2 separate regions of the Homo sapiens genome follow, and region 1 is linked to region 2. A link is an interaction called in ENCODE POLR2A ChIA-PET data of the cell type or tissue named here. Cell type or tissue: PC-9. All regions are shown on one strand. Links, peaks and the distances in the headings refer to the core of each region. The heading gives the core; the rest is flanking DNA.

Region 1 (2,913 bases), core at 209-2,708, 68 kb before region 2:
TTAGCAAAATGTTATTATAAAATTCACTAGAAAATACGGTCCTCTTGTTGCCAAAATGTTACATAAAATCCTTATTAAAAATACACACGTTACAAAAGAAAAATTATGAATATGCTATACATAGTGCTTTAATATGGACCAAGGGACTTGCATTCCGGGAAAATACAGTTAAGCACACTAGATATTATGATGTCAACTTATAATAGTGCAAACCTGAATAAATTACATCCTGATATGGAAGGCATGCAATTCATCTGCTGAGAATAGAACATAACGAAGCCAGAACAGGAAGCAATCACAACCACTATTTAAAAATGTTTTCCTTTTTATTACATTAATTTTTTTCAAAAATACTTTTCTTTACAATAGAACTCCTAGAAAATATTTACAACCTTCCTCTAATAAAATATAACAGCAGTTAAATATATTTGAAAATAAGATGGGTTTTTCCATAAAATATATCTGTTAACTTTTTATATACAAGCTTTCTCAAAGAGGTCTAAATTCACTAATGAAAAACCATCTGATAGTAAACAGTAACCGAGTTGAGACATTAACCATTAGGAAGAAAAGATCTTTGGGGTGGGGTAAGGGGAGAAGCTAAAACACAACACATACATGCAGGCAGAATTATTTCAGAAAAAAAAATAAGTGCAACATTGTACTAGGAAGTCCATTCTTTAAGTTGATAGTCAAGAAATACTAATTCAGGAATTTGAACTGTCTCGTTAAGGAGGAGTTCTTTGGTTGTTTCAAGTCAAAAATCCTTATGCTATACTGCATGGAAAATTATAAGTAAGCTGTGCATTCTATTTTTGCCATGGCAACTGAGTTTATTTTTTAATGTTTAAAACTGGAACAGCTGGGCAAATCTCTAAACAGAGGCAATACATTTGCTTTATAAACACTTTTCTGGATGTTTGCTCCTTTGATAGATAAGCTTCCATAGACCCAATAGCAGCACCCTTCTAGGCTTACCCTCAGACACTAAGTGGAGGGCAGTAGTCCCTGGGAGAGACGATCAGCCAAGGATATGACAGCTGTAATGGTTCGGCCACAAAGTTGATGCACACTGCCCAGGCAGTTCCTGACTCACAACTGCTTGGATAAAACAGGATAGCATAACCTTTCTGAAATGGCAGCAAATGAAACTTTTTTCCCCCTCTAAACAAAAGATGTAGGAAAACGCCAAGACCTCTTTGAAAATAGAATGATGGAAAAGAATTTTATTTTTTTTTCTGTCCATGGCTTTCCTGAAGTTCAGAGACCACTGTCTGTGTGGGGCTGCTGTGGCTCACAGCCAGTTCCCCCCCATGAGTGTGTGCTAAATGCTTTTGCAGAGTCAAAGACGTCAGGTCCTACTCTCATGCTTCTGCTGATATTCTCTCTCATGTCAAGCTATGAATGTTGTCAGCAAAGTGGCCCAGCGTGATAGGCACACCTACGTGGAGCTGGGAACCAGCATACCTGGGGTGGGCGATGCCTGAAAACACCGGCCCAGGAAATCACGCTGCATTAACTCCAAAAGGGGAGTTGCATGAAGCAGGATCCTCTCTGTACTGGCGCTGTGTCCCAGCCTGACTTTTGCCCTAACGGTGGGATGGGTCAGTCTGACTCAGCTCAGAAGCCTGGGGCTAAATGGCATTTTTGAAGGATTACAGGTTTATTACCTTCAAGTACAAACAGCAACCCTGCTGACAGGGACAGGAGGAAGCAGAGCAAAGTCATGGAGGTTGGAGAAGTCTAGAAGTGCTTTGGTAAGTGACTTGTGATGAATACATTCATTGTTTGAATGCAAACATTATAGCTAAGGTGTATCTGAAGCCATTTTTGTTGGCCTTCAATGCTATTTGTCTTGTATTTGCTATCGTATGTGTTAGAAAACTATTTCTTATAGCTAACATCAAGGTAAACTTCAGTCCAGCGGATGTGAATTACAGCAAAATCCCAGTGAATGCGGTTTCACAGTACTTCCAAGTGGCACAAAGTAATTTCAGAACTCCACTAATCATTAACAGCGTTGCAAAAAAGAATAGGCTTTTCTGATTTGTTTTTTGGGCAATAGAACACTTTCTGGCATTCTAGGTACTTCAATATGTGTCCTTCAATCACCCTGAAGTGAAAGCAGTCCTGGCAACTTAATATTTGCCTCCAGATGGGTCTCTAGTCAGTTCATGCTGAAACACAGCTCTGCCACCCACAACTTGGAGCTGACCAGCCCCCAGGGAACATGGAAGAGGACAGGACACACCTGTTCTAGAAAACCAGGTCCTCAGTAAACACTGCTGGGAATGAAAGCCTAAAATTATACAGTACTCCATTCCTGTGAACGGGCCAAAGGATGACGGGCAACACAGGGGAAACCTGTTTTCACATTTGGTCATCTCCTCACATGTCGTGTGAGCTGGAGGAGAGCCGTGTAACACGAGGGCTTGCTTTGCCCCTGGAAAGCTGCCCCTAGCATAGTATCTCCAGGCAAAGATGCCATGCTCACTGCAAACTATGGAATGAGGTCAGAACAGAATCAAAGTAACGCTTGATGGGAAAAGTTGGCCCCAAGACCCCAGTACTAAGAGGGTCGCCTGCGTCTCACACACACACACTCACAGCAAGCTTTGGGATAAAAGGCAACCGGGATGGTTGACATCTGAATGCAATGGAACATGAAGGTCAGCTTCAGTCCCTACTGGGAATGATTTCATGAGAAGGTAGCCCAGATGAAACACCTCTTAAAGATAGTTGTGCCAATTATTTATTCCCCCAACCCCCCACAAAAACAAATTTTTTTAAATAAAAGGAAAAGAAATAGGATTTTTTTTTCTAAACCTGAATAAAATGACCACTTTTAAAACAGGTAGTTTAAAAGGGTTACAAAACAAGCAGGCAGTCCAGGTTTCCTGATTAATGAAGATG
Region 2 (2,913 bases), core at 184-2,683:
TGGCTTGAGTGTTGTCCAAAAATACAAACAAGAAGACATCACTGAAGTGCAAAGAAACAAACTCCTATTTGTTTCTATTTCATCCATAAAAATGTCACAGCTTTCTCTGAATAGCTCTCATGTTGTCCTCCTTTTTCTCTCCACTCTTGGCCTCCTGGACCTGAACCAAGTCTCTCCCTCTCCTCTTAGTTCCGTGAACACAGATTATCTCCCTCTTCACGGGACAGTCACAGGAAATCTAAACATTTTCAGATGGGGTTCTTTTAAGCCCACTTCCCCTGTCCTCCACCCACCCCCCACCCTGTTGCTGTGTATTCAGGAAATGCAAACCCAATATAAAGATAACCCGGACCAAACAGAAAGAGAGATGTGCCCTGTGACCTGGTTGGGCAAATGACTTCCCCTCCTTGCACCTCAGACTCACCTTCTGCAGAATAAAGTTGGACCTGAGGAGCTCCAAGCCTCTGTTGGACGAATCCCCTGAGACCCTGCCTGGCCTGTCCCAGGACACTGAACAATCTTGGGCCAGGATATCAGGATATTGAGATACTAGGGTTTCCCACCAATGACACCTGATCCCTAAGGATCTGAGCCCTTTGGGGAAACAATGCTAGAAGTCAGGATGTCTGGATTGCAGTCTCAGTTCTGCCATCTTTTGGAAAAGAGAAGAGAGTGAGTAGGGGTAGGAATTAGGGGTAAGAAGTAGGGGTAGCTCTAGCTATAATGTAATTTTTTTTTTTTTTTTTTTGAGACGGAGTCTCGCTCTGTCTCCTGGGCTGGAGTGCAGTGGTGCAATCTCAGCTCACTGCAACCTCCGCTTCCTGGGTTCAAGCAATTCTGCCTCAGCTTCCTGAGTAGCTGGGATTACAGGCGTGCGCCACCACGCCCGGCTAATTTTTTTTTGTATTTTAGTAGAGACAGGGTTTCACCATATTGGCCAGGCTGGTCTCGAACTCCCGGTCTCATGATCCGCTCGCCTCAGCCTCCCAAAGTGCTAGGATTACAGGCATGAGCCACCGCGCCCGGCCTTAATGTTGCAATTAAAAAAAATAGAATAATGGCTATGACTGGTATAATAATATAATGAAATGTTTTTAGAAAGGTTCCACCAATGGTGAGAAGGAGCCAACGGCCAATCTCCAGGGCAGCACGTGAAGATTTGATGTAGAGCATATTTCCACCACTTTTATGTGGCTCTTTAAGCACAGGAGCTCTTGGCCTGGGGCACCTCCTGTCTCTATACCCGCAATAACCCTGGCACCCCAAACTCCTCAGATAATGTGTCCCCTGACTTCCTGGTCCTGAAAAGGGTCTCCGTCTGCATCTAGGACAATCCATTGTTGCAATGTACAGAGCTAGCTGACAAACAGAACCCAACCTGAGGTGTCATCTGATGAAGAATGTTTAATCTACCAGGTAAGCTCTCCATGGGCAAGGTCAGTTGGATGGCATTAGTAATCAACCTTGGCTCACGGCTCTGAGTAACCAGAATACAGAAGGGGCAGGAAGGATGAATCATGATCAGGACAGAGGCTGTTAATAGACTTTGAGGTTTGCTGGTGGGAACAAGGGGTGGGGTGGGGCTGGGCATTTAACTCCATGCAAACAGGCTTGGCCACTCGGCTGGGCTGGAAATGTCCAATCATCTTGGGAGACTGGGATAACAAAGAAGCCCCCTCCCTAACTCTAACAATGTCCCTGCTTAGTCCCCCTAGAAACCTTCACCCTTCTAAATATTTGAGCAATGCCTGGAAAAAGATAAGAGGTGAACTTCAAATAATTTTTTGGTGCTCCCAAGAGGCTGAACTTTTAAAGTTGCCAATCCCTGTTTTACAGAAGTGAGGTGGTAGCCCAGATGAGCTGAAGCATTAGTCAGAGAGACAGAAGCCATGTGGAAACCCATTCAAGACCTCCATGTTCATCAGCTATGAGTGGTCAAACACACTTGGGAAATCTGGTGTCAAATGTTAGCCGCAGGACTTCTGAGGGCTTTTGATAATGGGAGATGGTGCTCCAAGAGGGACCACAAAGGCCATCTGTGGGGCTTTCTAAACCCCAGTTCCTACCACTTCTACACCCAGGATGCATGAGGCTCCTTCTCCAGCAGCCTCACCTTGGCTGCCCCATAAGACCAGCTCAAATCATCATCCAGCCTCATCCAGGAAGCCCTCCCTGACCATTGAAGGGCATCGTGTTTTTCCCTCTTGGATATCCACTCTGAGTACCTAACAATCTTATGAAGATGTTTTAGACTTTATGCATTTTTTTTGGTTACAAAGTCCTCTTGTGATGAATAGACTTTAATTTTAGAGTAGTTTTAGATTCACAGCAACTTTATGCATTCTTTTATAGTACTTGCCCACTATACAAAGCCCAGAGTCACTATAAATAGCAGGCTTTGAAAAAAAGACTTGTTGCCTGATAGATATCAAATCAGGAAACGACACATGTCTAGGTGTAATATAAAGCCATTTATTACAAGAGGGCGTGAAAAGTGAAGTCTCATGCCAGCTATAAGAATAGAGCTAAAGGACATTCACGACCCTTCTCCCCCAGCCCCATCACTGCTGAAAATGTGTCCTCAGAGCAGTAATGCCATCCCTTGATCTGGGGGCCCTGCAAGGGAAACCTCCACAGTGAGTCCACGCAGCCCCAGCCCCACCACGGCACCAGGACACAGGGCACAGCTCAGCGGGAGGGCCAAGATATGGAGTGTGGAGGTCTAGGCCCCATTTTCAGAACCCCTGGTTTACATCTTCCACAAACACTGGCCAGACCAGTGCGTTCTATCTTCCCTCAGATTATTTTTAAAAACACCCCAGTTCAAAGAACATCATAAAGAGGCTGGGATTCCCACATTTACATTAGATTTCTGCCTCCATTTTAATCTCATTTTATAAACTGGCTTTGTCA

The links. ChIA-PET counts read pairs that join two places held together with the same protein. Peaks named below come from ENCODE experiments on the same cell type or tissue, not always from the same donor. Only the 100,000 strongest peaks of a DNase experiment are listed, where the experiment ranks them.
Region 1: POLR2A ChIA-PET joins it to region 2 with 13 read pairs; 7 of 35 experiments call an interaction of 5 or more read pairs at or near these places.

What each region holds. Positions count from the first base shown.
Region 1 is chr6:42,225,390-42,228,302 of GRCh38, forward strand. It overlaps TRERF1 (transcriptional regulating factor 1), which reads right to left. Exons shown (of 18, transcript NM_001395490.1): 18 at 1-2,913. All of the region lies in intron 1 of LOC105375061 (a long non-coding RNA gene), which reads left to right. Among named protein-coding and RNA genes, the nearest start is that of MRPS10, 9.0 kb to the left of the region's middle. In PC-9, for the core only: no CTCF peak of the experiment used is centred there; a DNase peak (open chromatin) is centred at 1,702; H3K4me3 peaks cover 1,792 bases; H3K27ac peaks cover 2,500 bases.
Region 2 is chr6:42,293,452-42,296,364 of GRCh38, forward strand. All of the region lies in intron 4 of TRERF1 (transcriptional regulating factor 1), which reads right to left. Among named protein-coding and RNA genes, the nearest start is that of MRPS10, 77 kb to the left of the region's middle. In PC-9, for the core only: no CTCF peak of the experiment used is centred there; a DNase peak (open chromatin) is centred at 1,480; H3K27ac peaks cover 2,388 bases.